Regions from separate parts of the Homo sapiens genome. Here regions 1, 2, 3, 4, 5 and 6 are each linked to region 7. A link is a contact called in ENCODE Hi-C or POLR2A ChIA-PET data. All regions are on one chromosome and are shown on one strand. The core of a region is the stretch at or near the end of the contact, and the rest is flanking DNA. Distances in the headings are between cores, read along the strand shown. Region 1 holds the start of ORC6 (origin recognition complex subunit 6). Region 2 overlaps PHKB (phosphorylase kinase regulatory subunit beta). Region 3 overlaps PHKB (phosphorylase kinase regulatory subunit beta). Region 4 overlaps PHKB (phosphorylase kinase regulatory subunit beta). Region 5 overlaps PHKB (phosphorylase kinase regulatory subunit beta). Region 6 overlaps PHKB (phosphorylase kinase regulatory subunit beta). Region 7 holds the start of NETO2 (neuropilin and tolloid like 2).

Region 1 (2,700 bases), core at 77-2,576, 450 kb after region 7:
AAAAGGGCAGTGTGTTCGCTACAACTTATTCAGAAGTTTGCTCAACACGTTGGTAAACAATGAATACAGCCTGGTTAGCTTCACACTAAGCCTAACTCCTGTGGCTCGTTTATCTGGGGCTGGGAATGAAGGTCATATCCTCTGGTGAGAGGAAGACAGAACCAGCACTGACTCCAAACATCACTGTGCTCAAATGCTTTCAGGCAAAAGGAAGTTAAATTTTGACAAAAAAATTACCCTTCTTTCCTCCTTCCATTACTGGAACAAGCACGAACTATCAGAGACAGGCAGGTTAGACCAGGGTTCCTCCTTTCCTCCTATTTCCTTTAAATCAGTAGTTCTTAAACTTGATGGTAGGCGAAAATCACCTTGGGGACTTGCAAATTACTGGGTCCCAGGCCGAGTTACTGATCAGCAGGCTTGAGGTGGGACCCAAGAATTTGTATTTCTAACAAGTGACAAGATGATATGGCTGTTGCTGGTCCAGGAACCACATTTTGAGAACCACTGTTCTAAATGACTACCGAGTCCTGCAGGTTTGTCTTCAAATCTTTTAAGTGCTGTTTTCCTTGCCTTCCCTCGCCTGACTGCTCCACGTTTTAGCTACAATGGCTTTATTTCGAACCCCGGATCCCGCTTCCCATCTCAACGCTTTTACAGGAGCTGTCGCCCCTGCCTGGGCTGCTCTTGCCATATCTTTCCTCGCCTAGCATCTGCCATCAATCCGGCCTCAGCGGGAACGGCGCCTGCTTTTCCGAGTTTTGTTTGTTTCTTTGTGTTAAAGGCAGCCGCTAGGCCGCGCTCCACCCCAAGCCCAGTGGCTCAGGAGCATTGCCCGGTTAAGGTCTACACAGTCCTCGCCCTTACAGACAGCGGGGTCTGCGCCTCGTTGTCGGGTTCCCCGCTATAAACCCGACTGCAGTAGGCGTTGGCGGAATGAACGGAAAGTTCTCCCTGGCTCATTTTTCTACCCACGGACAGGGCTGGCTGTTCCCAGGGACGTGTGCCATCGCCGTTTGCTATCGCCCTTCTTGCCATCTCATTCAAGCTCACGGCCGAGAAGTTTTTCTTGAAGTAGGCCCTAAACCCCGCCCGGCCCCAGCGCTCCCCGTCACTCCCCCGCCGCCCGTCGCCTGGGAAGGGCGCGGGCCTCACCTGAGGGCCCAGGGCCGCGAGGCGGAAGCCCAGCCCTGGTCTTGCGCGGCCGAACTCACCTCAGCATGTCGGGCTCGGCGAGGCCCAGGCGCGGGGCTAGGCGCCCGATCAGCTCCGACCCCATGGCGCCGGCACTAAAGCGAACAATTCCCGTGAACGCCGCGGGTCAACGAAACCCGCGCGCAAAGGCTGCACCGGCCAGTGAGAGCCAGGCCCCACCCCCGGCGCATCTGGATTGGTTAGGACAGGACGTTGAGACCGTCCCACAAACCAATCAGGGTCTTCCTTTTGCGCATGCGCATCAATAGCGCAATCGCCAACGCAGATGCGGTGAACGTGGACTTGTCGGCTCCCCCTCCTTCCATTCCTTCTTGACAAACTCATCACACACTGCCTTTCCCTCCTGTTGTCTCCTGCCTGCCGCCGGGCGATCCCCACTGCCCTGCACTGCTCCGCCCACTCTCGCACGCTGTGGTGAGATTGGCTGGCGCTCAGGTCCGTCCATCTAGCGTTAAGTGACAGGGCCAATAAGCACGCGAGACTCGGGTTCCTAGAAGTAGGCCAATCAATGAGCCGCCTGTAGGGCCCGGGGGCGGGGCTAGAGAGGGCGGGGCTTGGAGGGGCCGCAGCGTCACATGACCGCGGGAGGCTACGCGCGGGGCGGGTGCTGCTTGCTGCAGGCTCTGGGGAGTCGCCATGGTGAGTGCTGAGGGGGCAGTGGCACCTGGGTCGACCCTCCTTGTAGCCCCTGCTCTCTCCCACCGCCCCGCACTCCAGCGAGTGGAGAAGGGGCCCCACAGACCGTTCGGGATTAAGACCAGCCCGATTTGGCCTGCGGGATAGGGGACAGCAGGAGGAAGGCCGCGGGCAGGCTGATCCGGGCCGGGGTGGGCGGCGGCTCTTGGCTGCGGCCGTTGCTGAGAGACGGGGCGGCCTCTCTGTGGGGTTGACTTGGCATGTAGGCTTTGGGGTCCATGAAGGCCTGCGGCCTCCTTTAAGTGGAATCGGTCACCTGCCTACCACGAGGGGACCGGTAGTCCTAGGTCTGAGCGTCTGGCCCCCGGGGCGCGTGGAGGCCCTGAGACTCGGAGGTGGCGCCGGGACCCGCCCAGATGTTGCGTTTCTACCTTTGTGCCTAGTTGTGCTCGGCCGTCCCCACGCCCTCCTGGAGGGGTCGCAGTGATTCCTTGGCCTTTCTTGGCCTCATACCCGCCTTCGGCTGCAGTGTTTGTCAGCGAGTTCTGGGGACCTGCTTACATGAATTTCCTGGAAGGACTCAGGCTGTCTTCTAATCCTGACGGTCGCAAAGGAGACTGATTGTTTACTTTAGCATTTGTGCATTGGGCGCACCTTGCCTCTTTTGTCTCGCCATTGATAAAATCCAAGTATTTGACTTGCTGGAAGCAGTACTTCTCCTTAGGGCCCGTCTATGACGGCAGCAAATCGTGGTGTGGCTGTTGGCCGGTAAACTTGAACTTCCTCAAAATGTGAATCTTTGTGTCTGGTTCCCACAAAGGCAAGTTGTCACTTGCATTTTATTAGCGT
Region 2 (2,700 bases), core at 199-2,698, 420 kb before region 7:
AAGAAATGAAGGCAAAATAAAGACTTTCAAAGAAAAGCAAATGCTGAGGGAATCCGTCACCAGTAGGCCAGCTCTATAAGAAATGCTCAATGGAGTTCTAAACATCTAAATGAAAGGGCTAGGCCAGGCATGGTGGCTCATGCCTGTAATACCAGCACTTTGGGAGGCCGAGGCAGGTGGATCACTTGAGGTCAGAAGTTCAAGACCAGCCTGGTCAACATGGGTGAAACATCGTCTTTACTAAAAATACAAAAATTAGCCAGGCGTGGTGGCGTGCACCTGTAAGTCCCAGCTACTGGGGAGGCTGAGGTAGGAGGATCGCTTAAGCCTGGGAGGGCAGAGTTTGTAGTGAGCCAAGATCATGCCACTGCACTCCAGCCTGGGTGACAGAGTGACTCCATCCCAACAAATAAATACATATATAGACACATACATAAATGAAAGGGCTTATAACAATAACACAGTAAAGAAAACAAAGCAACTAGGTAACAATCAATATGATGACTGCAAGAGTAGCTCCATATCAATACTATTTTCGAATGTAAATGGTGTAATGCCCCACTTAAAAGATACAGATTGGCAGAATGGATTTTAAAAAACACAGACCAAACATCTGCTGCCTTCAAGAGACCCACCTAACCCATAGAAAGATTCTTGTAGAGTCAAGGAAAGATATGGAAAAAAATATATTACACATGAATGGACACCAAAAGAGAGCAGGAGTAGCTATTTTATATGAGAAAAAACAGACTTTAAATAAAAAGACAAAGAAAGTCATTATATTATAACAGAACAATTCAACAAGAAGATATAATAATTCTAAATACATATGCAGCTAACACTGGAGCACCCATAGTCATCAAACAAATTCTGCTAGACCTAAGAAGAGAGGTAGACAGCAAGACAATAATAGTAGGAGACTTCAACACTTCATTGACAGCACTACATAGATCACTGAGGTAGAATGTCAACAAAGAAACACTGGACATAAACTGGACTCTAAAACAAATGGACCTAACAGACATTCACAGAACATTCTACCTGAAAACTGCAGGGTATACATTCTCATCAGCACATGGAACATTTTCCAAGATAGACCATATAACAGGACACAACACAAATCGCAATAAATTTAAAAAATCAAAATCATACCAAGTATCTTCTTAGACTACAGCAGAACAAAACTAGAAATTAATTCTAAGGGGAACTCTCAAAACTACACAAATACATGAAAATTAAACCATATGCTCCTGAATGATTTTTGAGTCAACAATATAATCAAGATGAAATTTTAAAAAATTTTGAAATGAATAATAACAGTGACACAAGTTACCCAAATTCCTGGGATACAGCAAAAGCAGCGCTATGAGAAAAGTTTATAATGCTAAATGCCTACATCAAAAAGACAGAAAGATCAAAGACTGGCAACATAATGTCACACCTCAAGAAACCAGAGAAACAACAAACCAAACCCAAAGCTAGCAGAAGAAAAACAAGAGAGATCAGAGTAGAACTAAATGAAATTGAAACCAAAAGACAATACAAAAGATCAATGAAACAACAGGTTGGTTCTTTGAAAACATAAACAAAAATGACAGACCACTAGCTAATCAAGAAAAGAAGAGAGAAGATTCAAACAAACTGAATCAGAAATGAAAATGCAGACATTATAACTGATACTGCAGAAATACAAAAGATCATGCAAGACTACTATGAACACTTCTATGTGCACAAGCTAGAAAATCTACAGGAAATGGATAGATTCCTAGAAACACACAACCTCCTAAGCTTGAATCAAAAAGATAAAGAAATCTTGAGCTGATCAGTAACAAGGAGTGAGATTCAATCAGTAACAAAACATCTCCCAACAAGATAAAGACTAGGATCAGACATATTCACAGCTGAATTCTACCAGACATTTCAAATAACTGGTACCAATCCTAGTAAAACTATTCCAAAAGACAGAGCAGGATTCCCTCACTCATTCTACAAAGTCGGTATCACCCTGATACCAAAGCAAGGAAAGGACATAACAACAACAATAAAGAAATACAGACCAAAATTCCTAATAAATACAGATGCAAAAAGCCTCAATAAAATACTAGCAAACTGAATCCAACAGCGCGTTGAAAAGATAATTCAACCTGATCAACTGGGCTTCATCCCAGGGATACAAGGATGGTTCAACAAATGCAAGTCAATAAATTGATTCATCACATAAACAGAATAAAAAACAGAAACCATACGATTATTTTAAAAGATGCGGAAAAAGCATTCGATAAAATCCAGCATCCCTTCATGATAAAAACCTTGAACAAACTAGGCATAGAAGAAATATACCTTAAAATTACAAAAGCCAAAATAAGACAAATCCACAGCCAACATCATATTGAATAGGGAGAAGGTGAAAGCCTTTCCGCCTAAGAACTAGAACAAGACAAGAATGCCTGCTTTCATCACTTCTATTCAACATAGCACTGGAAGTCCTAGCCAGAGCAATCAGGCAAAAGACAGAAATAAAGGGCATGTAAATTGAAAAAGAGGAAGTCAAACTATCTCTTTTTATATCTCTGATTTTACACCTAGAAAACTCTAAAGACTCCTCTAAAAGACTCCCAGATTTTATAAATTCAGTAATGTCTCAGGTTACAAAATCAAAGTACACAAATCCATAGCACTGCTATGTATCAATAACGAACA
Region 3 (2,700 bases), core at 3-2,502, 500 kb before region 7:
CTAAGCCAAAAGAACAAAGCTGGAGGCATCACACTACCTGACTTCAAACTATACTACAAGGCTACAGTAACCAAAACAGCACGGTACTGGTACCAAAACAGAGATATAGATCAATGGAACAGAACAGAGCCCTCAGAAATAATGCCGCATATCTACAACTATCTGATCTTTGACAAACCTGAGAAAAACAAGCAATGGGGAAAGGATTCCCTATTTAATAAATGGTGCTGGGAAAACTGGCTAGCCATATGTAGAAAGCTGAAACTGGATCCCTTCCTTACACCTTATACAAAAATCAATTCAAGATGGATTAAAGATTTAAACGTTAGACCTAAAACCATAAAAACCCTAGAAGAAAACCTAGGCATTACCATTCAGGACATAGGCGTGGGCAAGGACTTCATGTCCAAAACACCAAAAGCAATGGCAACAAAAGCCAAAATTGACAAATGGGATCTAATTAAACTAAAGAGCTTCTGCACAGCAAAAGAAACTACCATCAGAGTGAACAGGCAACCTACAACATGGGAGAAAATTTTCGCAACCTACTCATCTGACAAAGGGTTAATATCCAGAATCTACAATGAACTCAAACTTTTTTCATTTGTTCCCTTTTCTATGGGGAATTTGGCATTCTTTTTTATTTCAAGAAATCTTGGTATATTAAGAGTATTGCCCCTTAAATCAAATACTTTGCCCAGTTTGCTCCTCTTCAGTGTTGTTATGAAATGTGAGAATGACTGCACAGTAGGTGGAATCTCATTTCAACATGTGGTATTTCAATATAAACATTTTTCTACTAGAAAATTTCACAAGCACCTTTGATATGCCAGGCTGTTTGCTATATTTAGTTATACAGTATTTGTCAATCATTTCCTCAATGGCTTTTTGGCACTGGTATCATTCTAAAAATGGACTTCCCTTCCCAACAGCTAAAACATATTCTCTTATTTTTTTATTCTAGTGCTTTTATATTTAAATAATTTTAAAAGTTTTCAATTTTTGATCTGTCTGCAATTTATTTTTACATTTAATGACAGAAATACATCTAACCTATATTTTCCTAAATGGAAAATCAAACCAACTATCTCTACACAATCTACTGATTGTGATTTGGACCGATTTCAAATAACAACTTCATTGTATACAAAATTAGTGGTGTTGCCAGAGCTCTCTGTTCACTGACATAGTGCACACATCTATGTGAGAGTTGGGTTTGTATCTCTTTCTCCTTTCGAATTGTACATTCCTGTAGAACAGCAGCCCAAGTTGGCACTGTGCCTAGTATGTAGCTGGTGCTCAGGAAATACTTGATAGATGAATGAGGGAGCAACTGAATGTTCTCCTGAGCCACACATGCTGTGAATATTGATTCTGGAATAGCAGTGGTTTTAGACAAAGTCAACTGGCCAGAAACAGTGCTTTGTAAGCATTATTTTGCATAGCTGCACTGAAACCATAGCACATAACACTAGATGCAGCCCCCTTTCCCTCATATATTAATAGTTTCAAATTTTCAGAAATAAATGTATGGTAAAATGTGTTGATCTAGGTGGGCGTCCTTTAAATACTACTCTTTATTACAGTAAAAGGATTCTCAACTTTCTGAACCATGGTATGGCAGGTCTGTGACAATTTATTTAGTGCTCCCCACATTCCAGGGTGCATATAACACTGCCCCCATGTTGTACACATTCATACCATTTAGTGCACCGAAAGACACAGTAGTGACCAAACTACCCGGAAATACATAGAGCAGAAACTACCCGGAAATACATAGAGCAGAATTCTGTATTCAGATCCCCATGAAGCAAATCACACTACAGTCATCACATCATGAATATTAACCACATGCTGTGTAAAAGCCCTGCTCTCAGCTGTCTGCCCTCACATCCTCTTCAGTGGGCTGAAGGAGGGAGTGGCTTCTCAGAAGAAAGGGAGCAACCGCTGGCATAAGAATATGTGCATCAGCTAAGATTTGAGGGAACACCTTTACTTTTAAAAGGCAGACTTATAAGGAGCAGAATACTAGGCAATATATCTTAGTATATATCCAAAGAGCAGCTACTTAGGAACACAGAGGCTACAGCTACAACCAAAAAACAATCTTCCATCTCAACACATGCACAGGAAGGTTGGCTCTTGCTCACAAGTCTGTCTTTTCAGCCACACTACACCAAAATTGCAAGTCATTTGTTAACACCATTTTTAAAACAAGATGTAAAATAAGCCAGGAACTGTTGTAAGTCTTTACTTGCTCTGTAACAGAATGCCTTCTACTGCCTCTGATTCACAAGCACTTTGTATGAACATCTATTATAACAGTTATCAAAGTGAACTGTAATTCACTGTTTTTTTCCTGTCAAACCAATAAACCCAGAGGTCACTGAGAACAGGGACAAAGTCATTTCATATGAGTGTCCTACACAGTGCTCTGCATATAGCATGTGTTTGTTGCTGAATGAATGAATACCACATTCAAGTCATTTGCTCACCATGTTAGCCTTTTAAATCTTGACTGCATGTTGTCTGGTAGGATATAAACTCACCTACTATTAAAATAAGTTGCTAATATTAATTAGACTAGAAAAAACAGATTTGGGTTAATTTGTTTTAAGAGTATGTTTATCAAAGAATAAGCTTTGTTGGCGTTCTCTAGAGCTTTCAGCAGGAGAGCATAAAAGTGTATTAGCAGCCGAC
Region 4 (2,700 bases), core at 45-2,544, 380 kb before region 7:
CAGAACTGGAAAAAATATCCTCAAAGAATGTTATTAGCAGATCAAACACAAATGAATACTAACGTTAGCCCCTAATCTTATCATTAGTAGCTTCATTCCCATGGTGGCTGAGAATATGTGGTCAATAGTAACTGATTCAAAATACACAGATACTGCAAAGAAAAAGGCACGCACCACCACTCCCAGGTAATTTTTGTATTTTTAGTAGATACAGGGTTTCACTATGTTGGCCAGGCTGGTCTCGAACTCCTGACCTCAGGTGATCCACCAGCCTCAGCCTCTCAAAGTGCTGGGATTACAGGCGTGAGCCACCCCACCCAGCCTGGTTGTATATTTCTGACACATGTTACAGAATGTCAGACAGCCATTAAAAGTGTTGTATATAGATGTTTAAATGTAGCAAAATGTATGCAGCATATTAAAGTATTTTTTTTAAGGCAGTTAAAAAACACACTGGGACTCCAGGGTTAATGGATCTTATAAAATGACTGAACTGCAGGATAAAAAGGTTTTCTTTGGCAGTAGGGGAAGGTACAAATATAAAGTTACATAAACAATAATTACTGAAAAACAAACGGAATCCAAATCACGGAACAGCAGAGGAAAGGCCTCAGGAAATCCAATTGTTCACACAAGCAGTAAGAATATTGACAAAACTCATCAAACTTTTTCAGAACTCCGGAAATTCAACAAGAGCATACAACGATCCGAGCATTAAATCAAGAAAAATGGCTGAAACCTCACTAAGTAGAGTGAGCTTTGGGGTATGTGAAATTGCCCTATTCTCAACCCTTCTCCCCAACTCTGTAGTAGGTTTATATATCAACAGCCACAAAATCATAGTACACATGAAAAACCAGCAGACTAGCAACAACATGAAGGAGGAACAGAACAGCTTTAGAACTCCCCCAAATCACCATCTTAGTAAACTGTTACTATTTGAATGTCTGACAGCTCCTTGAACACAGGCATTAAGAGCTTTTCTTTAAATGACCTCAGAGCTCACATAGATGCAAATGGCCTTTTTTCTAGGCATATAAAGGAAATAATCAGTTGCAACCATTTAACACTGCAGCTGCCTAAAACAAATCTTCTTAAACCTGGGGGATGAAGTGTCCACGGGGGCCACTGAAAATCTCCAACATATTCCTGGAAAGTCAGAAAGCTATGCACACACATAGGTGTGGGCCTATAGTAAGTAAAGACCTGAGCTAATACTCCCACACCTCTGGCTGAACTGGATGCTCTACAAAAGCAGGAAGTGAAAGCTCAAGTAGAATTGGGCACTTCCTATGAGAGCTTTCAAGTTATGCCTAACACATACAGTGAGAAACTCTGCAAAGGCTAGGAGACTGATTCGTTCAAAGCATTTAAGTAAATTCCTGTTCAATCATTAACTGACCAGTAAGCTAACTCAGCAAAGACCTCAATGGCCACCTATGACAAAGAATACATAATTCACAGAAAATTTTCAGGAAAGATGCTAAACAAACAGGCAACTCCACAAATATAAACATCAACACCACCACACTTTGAAGTAGGGAGACCTGATTTCTGGAGTTAATATATTATTCTAAATGTCCAGTTTTAACAAAGAAAGATGAGACATGCAAAGAAACAAGAAATTGTGGTCTGTATATCTGAAAAATGAAATTAATAGACACTGTCCCTGATAAAGTCCAAACACTGGACTTACTAGACAAAGACTTTAAATCAAATATTCTAAATATGCTCAAAGGGCTGAAGGAAATCATGTACAAAGAACAAAAGGAACTCCTGAGAAAGATGTCACACCAAATAGACAAAATCAATAGAGACAGAAATTACTAAAAAAAAAAAAAAAAAAAATTGACTTGAAAAGGCAATAATGTGAATAACCATGTTCAATAATGTACAGAGATCATACCAAGGATGTTTTCCCACCATCATGGAATGAAATTATAAATCAGTAACAGAAAGAAATTTAAAAATTCACAAATATGTGAAAATTAAAAACTGTACTACTAAATAAACAATGGGTCAAAGAAAAACTCACGAGAGAAATCAAAAAACACATTGAGATGAATGAATAAAAAAACCACAGAATATCAAAACTAATGGCATGCAGATAAGTAGAGGGAAATTTATAATTGAAAATGCCTGTATTTTAAAAAGAAGAATGATCTCAAGTCAATAATTTAATCTTTTAGCACAAGAAACTAGAAAAAATAAGAGAAAAATGAACCTAAACCAACCAGAAGGAAAAAAATAATAAAGACTAAAAAAAAAATAAATAAAATGGAGAAGAGAAAAATAATTTTAAAAATAAAACCAAAAATTGATTTTTTGAAAAGGCTAACAAAAATCAATAAACCTTTAGCTAGGCTGACCAAGAAAAAAAGGGATAAGACTCAAACTATTAAAGGAAGGATGAAATAAGGGACATTAACATCAATCTTAGAGAAATAAAGAGGACTTAAATAGGATACTATGAACTAATATGTGCCAACAAATTAGATAATCTAGATTAAATAGACAAATTCCTGGAGAAACACAAACTACTAAAACTGACTGAAGAAGAAATAGAAAATCTGAAGAGAAATGGTAATCAAAAACATTTCCATAAAGAAAATCCCAGACCCAGCAAGCTTTACTGATAAAATCTATCAAACATTTAAAGAATTAATACCAATCCTTCAAAAAATAGAAGAGGAAACATTT
Region 5 (2,700 bases), core at 43-2,542, 460 kb before region 7:
AAGCCATCTGCCTGCCTCAGCCTCCCCAAATGCTGGGACACAGGCGTGAGCCACTGCACCCAGCCTCAAGTGATTTTTAATGCAATAAATACAATCATGTGATGATGCATAAAGATGTCCCATAAGATTACAATACTGTATCTTCATGTATAGACATCTTCACGTATAAACATTTTCTATGTTTAAATATGTTAGGTACACAGATACTTACCATTGTGTTACAATTGTCCACAGTACTCAGTATAGTAACATGTTCTACAAGTTTATAGTCTAGGAGCAATAGGCTATATCATATAGGCTAGGTACGTCGTAGGCTAAAAATCACCTAATGACACAATTCTCAGAATGTAGCCCTACCATTAAGCAATGAATGACTGTACTTTTAAGGTTATTTATTTTTGCAAATAGCTCAAAAAGGTACTCTGCTTTCTTTAGACTGGTCTTACATGAATGGTTTCTAAACTTTCAAATTTGAATAACAGTTGAAAGTATAACTAATGACCATTTTATTCTAAGACACGTCAAATATATCTTAAGATACGTCTTACGGGGTTTAAAGTGTACATGTTTATAATATATTTACCAGCTATATAGAAAATATTGATTTTCTAAAAGTATAAATTTTATAAGAGAAAAGGAAATACTGTGAATAATTAACTTATTTTTTAAGAGCACAGTGGGGAGTTCAGGCCTTGGTTCAGGAAATAGCATACTGTGTCTTTTCTTTAACAATTGAATAGAAGTCACAGAGTTTTGTTATATAATTATTTACTTAGGCATACATAAAGCAAAATATTATTAGACTTCACTGAGATACAAACTGGCCTGAATTAGTGAAAGTCATATACTATATTTTTAAAGATTCACTGTTATATTATTTTCATGTAAAAATAGTAACCACAATTAGCTGTCCACAAAATGTTGTCAAGCAGAGATCCAGCTGAGGCTCCTTTAATGAATAAAGACTTTTTAAGTAAATTTGTATCTGGAATCTTAATGAAAATCCATAGAAGTCTGATGGTTCTTAGGGCTAGTATACAACAGTTAAGAGCAACTAAATGATTCAATTTTCTGAGATGTTATTTGTCTTAACCAGTGGGTTGTTAACCAGATAACAAAGCTAGGCTAGACTACTAATGAATATGCAATATTTCTTTTTTTCAGCTGGAGATATGTATGTGGTTTCATAGTATGCAAAATACCTTCTTCATGTTCTCACTGCCTTTTCAGAAGATCAGCAGGGAAAAGAGAAACTGACTTTCTTTAACGGCAGCTCTGCAGTATTTCTTCTTCTTTTTGGTCATGAAACAGAAATGGAGGCATGACCTGTACTACTTCTGTTCACTCTGGTCTTAATATGAGAAAATACTATCTTCACTCAAGACCTGTCTACATTCAACACATTTATTACGGAAAGTTCAATGCTTTTTTACTGATACTATTGTCAATCTTTTTCTTTTTTTAAAGCTCAATTTGCTTATGTAGGGTGTAGTCAATTCCACCTTCTCAATTCACTAGCCTTGTCAATTTTATCTAGAGGCTTTGCTCAAACAACATTCTTTCTAGTTGTACTAAACCCAGGCTGGATATATGGCAAAAAGCAGGATAAAGAAGGTTTTAATTTCATATCCCAGATCCCAGGTGCCAGTTTTTAGCCTCAGAATCACAGAAAAAAATTCCTCATGCTCATTTGTAATTTCCAAATATAGAACATAAAAACCTATAATTCTAATGTTAAAATTCTTATCCTTACATAAGTTAACTAGTACTCTACTAAAATATGTTTTACTTAACTGTAACAACAAAGCTTCTTTGTAATTATGCTAGTGAGACGGAAATAACATTCTAACCAGAGATAACCTTCCCAACTTGGGTTGATTCTAAGAAAACTATTTCATGTGTTGATCGAATCGTTGGCGCTGTCAGGGAGGGTGTGCTGAAGAAGACCACTGGCCTTGTGGGATTGGCTGTGTGCAATACTCCACATGAGAGGCTAAGAATATTGTACACAAAGATTCTTGACGTTCTTGAGGAAATCCCTAAAAATGCAGCATATAGAAAGTATACAGAACAGATTACAAATGAGAAGCTGGCTATGGTTAAAGCGGAACCAGATGTTAAAAAATTAGAAGACCAACTTCAAGGCAGTCAATTAGAAGAGGTGATTCTTTAGGCTGAACATGAACTAAATCTGGCAAGAAAAATGAGGGAGTGGAAACCATGGGCGCCATTAGTGGAAGAGCCTCCTGCCGATCAGTGGAAATGGCCAATATAATTATTAAGTGACTTTGGTGTGTTGATGGGAAACTGATGTAATTAAATATTCTGCTATATCGAGGGCGTGTTCATATTACTGACATTTTATAATCAAGAAAAGTGATATAGAAAATATGTAGGAGAGTGTTAAAATTGGTGATTATGGTAATATGGTCATGTGAATCCATTTTTGATTTATAAAGTATTCACACAGGTTATTTCAAAGATGATATTTCTATGAACAGAGAGGTCATGGGAAGATTTGAAAATTATTAAAGAAAAATTCCTACAGATCTTCAATGCAGAGACCATAATCAAAAAGTAAAGTTTCTTTAGTAGTATGTTCAATACATCATTTAATTTTTCAAGTTATCTGGAAGAAGAAAAGGTCCTTAACTATTATAGTCTAAACAAATTTATAGATCACTGTTTGAGGTAAATAAT
Region 6 (2,700 bases), core at 65-2,564, 350 kb before region 7:
ACATTTTAAACAAAAATAGGACATCTGGAAAGCATCAATGCCAGTAAAAATGGAGACAGCAATTAATAGAGCATGAATTCCCAAAGCAAATTAAAGAGCTACAAAATAACAGAAAATTCTACTAAATGTTCCAATTGAAATGAAATTGTAAAATGTTAATTTTTCTTTTCCATGCTTTTCCCATTCGCATTATGTCTATACGCAAACATCACAAAGTAAAATAAAACTTATCAATGATAGGAGAAAAATAGCTCAGAGCAGACTGAGCTAGGTGAGGTATGCAAAACTTACCAGGCTCAGGAAGACAAGAGTAAGGGACTTCAATCACACTTTCCTTCCTATGCACCCACACCCAAGGGCCATGTTTACAGGCATTTTTGTTCCTGACTAGCTGCCTTACCCATTATCTTCCAGTTCCTGGAATTTGTGATACAAAGAACAATATAGAGCTAATCAATAACTTTTATTATATTAATATAAGTTACTGGAAACACAACTTAGAAGCTGCCTCTTTCCTTTAAAATCCACCTGTAACTGATGCTAATCAGAAGATATATTCAGGGCAGCTTCTATCTATGCTTCCACATAGATTTAGGCTTGAATACTCTATAATGAATCACATTTTCGGAATCTAGTTATTTAAGGTTAACATTTTGGTACCCTAGATGAGATCGGAAGTGGACCTCTAGAGAGCCCCACCACTTTACCAGCAATCAGCACCTTGGTACCAATACGATAAGTCCTCCTTCACCCAACCTTGCCAAAGTCAGCAGGAATCTCTGCTAAGGCCCCTGTTGGGATCTGAATCCTCCTGGCTTGATTAAGGATTAAGACTTTATTCAATTTGTACATATTCTTAACTAGTTGAGGTTGGAAGTGAAGCTCTATAAAAGGCAAGAGTTTCATTTGTTATTCTCTAGAGATCTGTTGACCTCGGATTTGTGACTTTCATTTTTCTCTGAAGTTAAGGTTTTATTTTGAACTACTAGTTGGAGTTTTTCAACCTTTTCTATAGTTTAAACTTTGGTCTTTGAAAAGAGGAAGTGAATCTTTGAGGCTTAAGTGAAAAACATGTAATTTTAAAAACCAGTTAAATTCTGAAGCTTGGTTCAATTGATAAATCTAAAATGTTCTTGAGTGACCAAAATAATAAAAGGCTCTCATGAGTCCCACTAGGTTTCTGGTCATTCAGGAAGGAAAACGAAAATTATGGACAACTATCTCTAAAACCTAGACTTTGTCCTTAAAGGGTGACCCACCTTTAGAAACACCAGCTGGATTTATATTTAATGCTTATGGTGCCTCTTCATGCTAACATTTAGAAAACTGGTCACACGTAACTAAAGACGACCCCAAATTACAACGGTCGAAATAGTGTACTTTTAAAATACCTCAACTAGTTTATCTGTACTCTCAATTTTAAAAAGCTAGCTCTAAAATAAAATAACTAGGAGAGCTATTTTCAATGATACTTAGAAGTTTCTAAAAGAGGTTCTGACAAAGTTATTTCTTTGCAAAAGGAAAATGTAAAATTTTATAAAGTGACTTTTAAAATGAAAAGTGCTGCTGAAATTGTTCCTCTTCCTCTTTCTGTTTATTCTAACTGCTCTTCCCTTCCCCCCTCCTGCTCCTGGTGTACTGGCCTCATTTCAGGAATGAGACAGCAAGCATAAAGAGGTCCCCAGAGAACTTCCAACTGGCCTGCACACTGGGAGGAGTGTGCAACGGGGTGGAGCCTCAGGAAGTGCGCACTGTTTGCCAGAGGGAGGAGCCTGATCTCCCCTGTTCCAGGGTGGTACCTAGGATTCAATCTATGAGGCGGAAGCCAGCTAGCAAGACTTTGGCTTTGCTGAGACTCTCTGTTTACCTTTGTTTTCCTTTTTGCCCGATAAATTTTTCTTGCCCTTTAAAGTGCCTGCAAGCCTAATCTCTCATGGTTGTGTGACAAGGACCCCATTTTTAGGTGAACTAAGGAGAAAGTCCTACAACAGTTTAGCACCCAACGTGGGGCTTAAGAAAGGGTGAGTGAGATGCAAACCAAATCTATTTTTATCTCATTTTTAAGCCTTTTCATCCTCAGACTTCTGAGGGCAGGGGAAACCATGCCCCAACCCCTGTCACTCCCAGGTGTTGAGAAGGTCAGCCTCAGTCTCCATGGCATTTTCCTTTCTTTTTTGTGACGGAAGGGCGAGCAGCAGCTCCCGCCACCCTCCCCTCCCTGCCAAGGCTGGGGTGCGTGAACCAAGGGTGCCCAACAGCAGGCAGCTCTCCCTGCCATGCATCCATAGAGCCTTCCGCTCCCCCAGCCAGAAGGTCCCACTCCCTTGAACAGTAATGAAGTCTTTCTCACTGATGGAGGCATCCATTTGCATAAAAATAAGAGGTTCCTCTTTAGGCATTTTAAACTGGTTTTTTCTTTCCTTTTCTCCACCAGATCAGCAGTTGACTTTTAAATTAGCTTTTTTTTCCTTTTAGAAGACATTTTAACTAGGCTAGGAATGATAAGGATCACTGTTTATATTCTCAGTAGAGTTTTAATTGTGAAAAAGGATTTGTGAGGCTGGTCTTAATCTGTAGCCAATCTAGTGTACTTTGTCCATCTTTCCATAGCAAACTTTGTGGCAGGCCTCCATTCTGTTTTACATCCTTGGGAGCAAGGCCTGCAACCACGTGGCAATGTTTTGTTCTAGCCTCACCATT
Region 7 (2,700 bases), core at 70-2,569:
TTCACAGCACATGGCAAAGGGTGAAACACCTCGATATTAATTGGTGTTAAGTATGTTTTTCCTTTGTAAATCTCATGAATTATTTATGCTTTTGTACCTTTCTTGAAGGAATACAAAGTGAGAGAGAAGAGCTTAACACCTGAAAAATGTTTCAGTTGCCTGACATTGTCTTTAGCTACAATTGGTTAGACAAACGTTTACAGAGTTCCTACTACACGCAGAGACAGGCATAAATATTCTATTATGGTAAGGCCTTGATCACGGTTGTTATCTCCAGCACCAATCATTGTCTTCTGCACATAATTAACACCCAATACGTATGTGTGGAGTGAAAAAAATGAATGCAGTCGGCCTGCCTGCAAGCAGCTGATATTTTAATGGTGTGAGGGTGAGGGAGATATAAAGGATGAACAAATAAATAAATGAGGAAGGTCATATCAGTGTGATAACCGCTGTGGAGAAAATAAAGCAGGATCATGAATACCACCAACAGCCAGGCAGTTGTTGGCAGACCTGGAGACTCCCATCAGCTGGCGAAGCTGCCCAGCGTAGTGGTTAGCTGCTAGGAGGGCAGCCCCGGGGGAGGTGCACAGCCCTGCCGCTCATTCGCTACGCGGCTCTGGACGAAGGGCTTCACCTCTCTGGCCTCGACTTTCCAATCCCCTAAAACCTACTTCATGAGGGGGAGTCTGAGGAGTTGGTACTAAAGTGCCTGTCAACCTGGCGGGCGCTAGGGAAACGCCGGCAGCGCCGCGGGTCGGGAACTCACCGGCGCGAAGGGCACGGAGAGCCTCGGGCTCCCTCTGCCGATGTCCGCGCTTCCCTGCCCAGGGTCGAGCAAGGCTGAGCTGGGCAAAGTTTTGACCTTGAATGGAGGTCTGGGGGACTAGGGACCGGCGCCCCTCTCTGTCTGCTAGGGCTGGCGGAGACCCGGCAGGCCGGCGAGGGTGCGGGGCCGAGGTGGGCGGCGCTTCCCGGGCGCCTCCGTCAGACGGGAGGCATCGAGGGCTCGGCCAGCTGCCCCGGGCGCCCTGCGCGGCGGCTGGGCACGGGCCGGTCACTGCCCCGGCGCCGGCCTCTCGGACGAGGCCGCCGCGCAGCCACGGCGAGAGGCACCCTCACTACCCCCGCGCCCAGCCGGCTCCCAGCCCTAACGGCAGCCGGCGGGGAGCGACGCCGTCCCACGGCGCGAGGCCGCGGCGGGCGCGCGAGGCGCGGCGCGGGGCGGGGCGGGGCGGGCACATGCGCACAGGCGGCGCAGCCGGCACGCGGCGCTCGCGCTCCCTCCTTAAATGAGCCTGGGCGCCCCGCGCCCGCCACTTCAGTGGATCCCGCGCCGGGGCCGCGGGCGGAGCTGCCTGCCGGTCCCGCGCCGCGCGTCCGCACTCCTCGGCCCTCGGGCGGTCGATGGGACGGGGCGCCGCGGAGCAGGAGGCGGCGCCCGTCGGGGTGCTCGGGCCGCGCGGGAGCCCACTGTGGGGCTCGGGCATGGCGGGCCGCAGGACCTGAGCTCTCCTCAGGGGAGCGGGGAGGCAGCTGCTGGCCGGCGATGGGGACGGAGTGGGGCCGTCGCCGCCGCGCCGAGCCGTGAGCGCCGAGCCACCGCCGCCGCTACCTCAGCCCTTCGCGAAGCGCCGGGCAGCTCGGGAACATGGCCCTGGAGCGGCTCTGCTCGGTCCTCAAAGGTAAGGACCGGGGCTGGGGCCACGGACGGCGCCCCCTGCGGGCCGAGGCTGGCGCGCCGCCCTGCCCGCGCCTCTGCGTCCCTTACCCGCGCCCGGGACCCGACGCGCCTCTTTGTCTGGCGGGGCTCGCGGCTACTCGGAGCGGACCGCGGGGCGCGAGCCCTGCCCGGCTCCGCCGGCTCTCCGGGCGCGCCGCTTCCGACCCCTGCGAGTCCGGCCGACGTTCGCGGGGCGCGTGTGGGAAGAGGGATCGGGTCGGGAAGGCGGCCAGGAGGCCCCTGGGCCCAGCAGGGCCCTCCGGGCTGCGCCCTCGCGCCGCTTCCGTAGAATTCCGCGCATCCCTTTGCAAAGTTGTGAGATTCCTGTCGTGGAGCGGAGGCCGCTCTTTCTCCAGATGTGATGGCAAAAAGTAATTCCACGAGAACAATAAAAGCCGCGGCCGTGACGTCGTGCAGTGGTTTTCGAATAGCCCCGCGGCGCCTGCACCTCGCGGCGGGGAACGGGGCCTGCTGGGCCAGCCGGGTCCCACCTGCTGCGGCCACGGAGGCTGCGGCACCACTGCGGGCTCCGGGGGCGGCGCGCGGGCGCCGCGGACCCGGCTTGTCCCGGCCCCCGGGGAGCGCTGCTGCTCGGGTGCTTCCCGGGACGCGGCGCTCCTCGCGCTCCGCCAGAGGTCTCAGAATTCCCCGCCGCTGGTGTTCGGTTCTTACTAATTTGTTGTACTGGGAATTAAAACAGTTGGCTTGTCCAGAGCACAGAGCTCTAAAACCTACTCCACCGGCTTTGCATTTCCCAGGAGGTGGTAATTTAGATGAAAATTTATATACATAGATAATTAGGATTGGGATACAAAGTTGCTCCTGAAACTCGGACTGAATAAATCGTCTTTTCAATTTCCAGAGGGAAAACAGCACCACCACTCAGTAAAGGACTTCCCTTTTTCCCCCTGCTGATTTAAATTGAAAGCTGACGTGTTTGTAATGTCGTAACATGTTCTTTTTTTAAAAATTTCGAG

What was found. A loop is a pair of places that touch in the nucleus more often than their neighbours do. ChIA-PET counts read pairs that join two places held with the same protein, here RNA polymerase II (POLR2A). Pooled maps may share reads with other maps.
Region 1: a loop to region 7 is called in a map of endothelial cell of umbilical vein, with 9 times the contacts of the local background. The contact joins the promoter of ORC6 here to the promoter of NETO2 in region 7. A Hi-C loop is called at or near these places in 6 of 168 maps with a recorded cell type or tissue (CD4-positive, alpha-beta T cell, CD4-positive, alpha-beta memory T cell, CD8-positive, alpha-beta T cell and 2 more), 15 of 37 single-sample maps with no recorded cell type and 16 of 50 pooled maps. POLR2A ChIA-PET finds 5 or more read pairs at or near these places in 4 of 52 experiments (A673, OCI-LY7, PC-9 and 1 more).
Region 2: a map of naive thymus-derived CD4-positive, alpha-beta T cell shows a loop between it and region 7 (8-fold over the local background). The contact joins the enhancer-like site here to the promoter of NETO2 in region 7. A Hi-C loop is called at or near these places in 2 of 168 maps with a recorded cell type or tissue (MCF 10A and naive thymus-derived CD4-positive, alpha-beta T cell), 2 of 37 single-sample maps with no recorded cell type and 9 of 50 pooled maps. POLR2A ChIA-PET finds 5 or more read pairs at or near these places in 1 of 52 experiments (endothelial cell of umbilical vein).
Region 3: a loop to region 7 is called in a map of heart left ventricle, with 6 times the contacts of the local background. The contact joins the enhancer-like site here to the promoter of NETO2 in region 7. A Hi-C loop is called at or near these places in 2 of 168 maps with a recorded cell type or tissue (endothelial cell of umbilical vein and heart left ventricle) and 1 of 50 pooled maps.
Region 4: a loop to region 7 is called in a map of Caco-2, with 5 times the contacts of the local background. The contact joins the enhancer-like site here to the promoter of NETO2 in region 7. A Hi-C loop is called at or near these places in 1 of 168 maps with a recorded cell type or tissue (Caco-2), 7 of 37 single-sample maps with no recorded cell type and 5 of 50 pooled maps.
Region 5: a map of GM12878 shows a loop between it and region 7 (2.4-fold over the local background). The contact joins the enhancer-like site here to the promoter of NETO2 in region 7. A Hi-C loop is called at or near these places in 2 of 168 maps with a recorded cell type or tissue (GM12878 and naive thymus-derived CD4-positive, alpha-beta T cell), 7 of 37 single-sample maps with no recorded cell type and 4 of 50 pooled maps. POLR2A ChIA-PET finds 5 or more read pairs at or near these places in 3 of 52 experiments (AG04449, T-cell and activated T-cell).
Region 6: a loop to region 7 is called in a map of OCI-LY7, with 8 times the contacts of the local background. The contact joins the enhancer-like site here to the promoter of NETO2 in region 7. A Hi-C loop is called at or near these places in 2 of 168 maps with a recorded cell type or tissue (B cell and OCI-LY7), 22 of 37 single-sample maps with no recorded cell type and 10 of 50 pooled maps.

The regions. Positions count from the first base shown.
Region 1 is chr16:46,688,285-46,690,984 of GRCh38, reverse strand. It overlaps ORC6 (origin recognition complex subunit 6), which reads right to left and starts at 1,326. Exons shown (of 7, transcript NM_014321.4): 1 at 1,215-1,326. The coding sequence starts at 1,279. It overlaps VPS35 (VPS35 retromer complex component), which reads left to right and starts at 1,807. Exons shown (of 17, transcript NM_018206.6): 1 at 1,807-1,854. The coding sequence starts at 1,852. RefSeq lists enhancers at 503-572, 623-702, 940-1,638, 1,639-2,336 and silencers at 1,043-1,342, 1,663-1,902, 2,053-2,102.
Region 2 is chr16:47,567,344-47,570,043 of GRCh38, reverse strand. The region is part of intron 7 of PHKB (phosphorylase kinase regulatory subunit beta); the gene reads right to left. Among named protein-coding and RNA genes, the nearest start is that of PHKB, 110 kb to the right of the region's middle. Within about 2 kb of position 1,448, at least 3 of the 41 ENCODE cell types and tissues checked have a DNase peak (open chromatin) inside an H3K27ac peak, as active enhancers do.
Region 3 is chr16:47,642,978-47,645,677 of GRCh38, reverse strand. All of the region lies in intron 16 of PHKB (phosphorylase kinase regulatory subunit beta), which reads right to left. Among named protein-coding and RNA genes, the nearest start is that of PHKB, 180 kb to the right of the region's middle. Within about 2 kb of position 1,252, at least 2 of the 41 ENCODE cell types and tissues checked have a DNase peak (open chromatin) inside an H3K27ac peak, as active enhancers do.
Region 4 is chr16:47,522,110-47,524,809 of GRCh38, reverse strand. The region is part of intron 6 of PHKB (phosphorylase kinase regulatory subunit beta); the gene reads right to left. Among named protein-coding and RNA genes, the nearest start is that of PHKB, 62 kb to the right of the region's middle. Within about 2 kb of position 1,294, at least 4 of the 41 ENCODE cell types and tissues checked have a DNase peak (open chromatin) inside an H3K27ac peak, as active enhancers do.
Region 5 is chr16:47,598,228-47,600,927 of GRCh38, reverse strand. The region is part of intron 13 of PHKB (phosphorylase kinase regulatory subunit beta); the gene reads right to left. It also overlaps the pseudogene NDUFA5P11. Among named protein-coding and RNA genes, the nearest start is that of PHKB, 140 kb to the right of the region's middle. Within about 2 kb of position 1,292, at least 2 of the 41 ENCODE cell types and tissues checked have a DNase peak (open chromatin) inside an H3K27ac peak, as active enhancers do; they include GM12878, where a contact is called at or near this core.
Region 6 is chr16:47,492,150-47,494,849 of GRCh38, reverse strand. The region is part of intron 1 of PHKB (phosphorylase kinase regulatory subunit beta); the gene reads right to left. Among named protein-coding and RNA genes, the nearest start is that of PHKB, 32 kb to the right of the region's middle. RefSeq lists enhancers at 1,864-1,933, 2,225-2,700. Within about 2 kb of position 1,314, at least 23 of the 41 ENCODE cell types and tissues checked have a DNase peak (open chromatin) inside an H3K27ac peak, as active enhancers do; they include B cell and OCI-LY7, where a contact is called at or near this core.
Region 7 is chr16:47,142,564-47,145,263 of GRCh38, reverse strand. NETO2 (neuropilin and tolloid like 2) reads left to right here and starts at 1,319. Exons shown (of 9, transcript NM_018092.5): 1 at 1,319-1,685. The coding sequence starts at 1,652. It overlaps ITFG1-AS1 (ITFG1 antisense RNA 1), which reads right to left and starts at 1,196. Exons shown (of 4, transcript NR_110904.1): 1 at 770-1,196. RefSeq lists silencers at 789-1,118, 1,179-2,018, 2,189-2,338.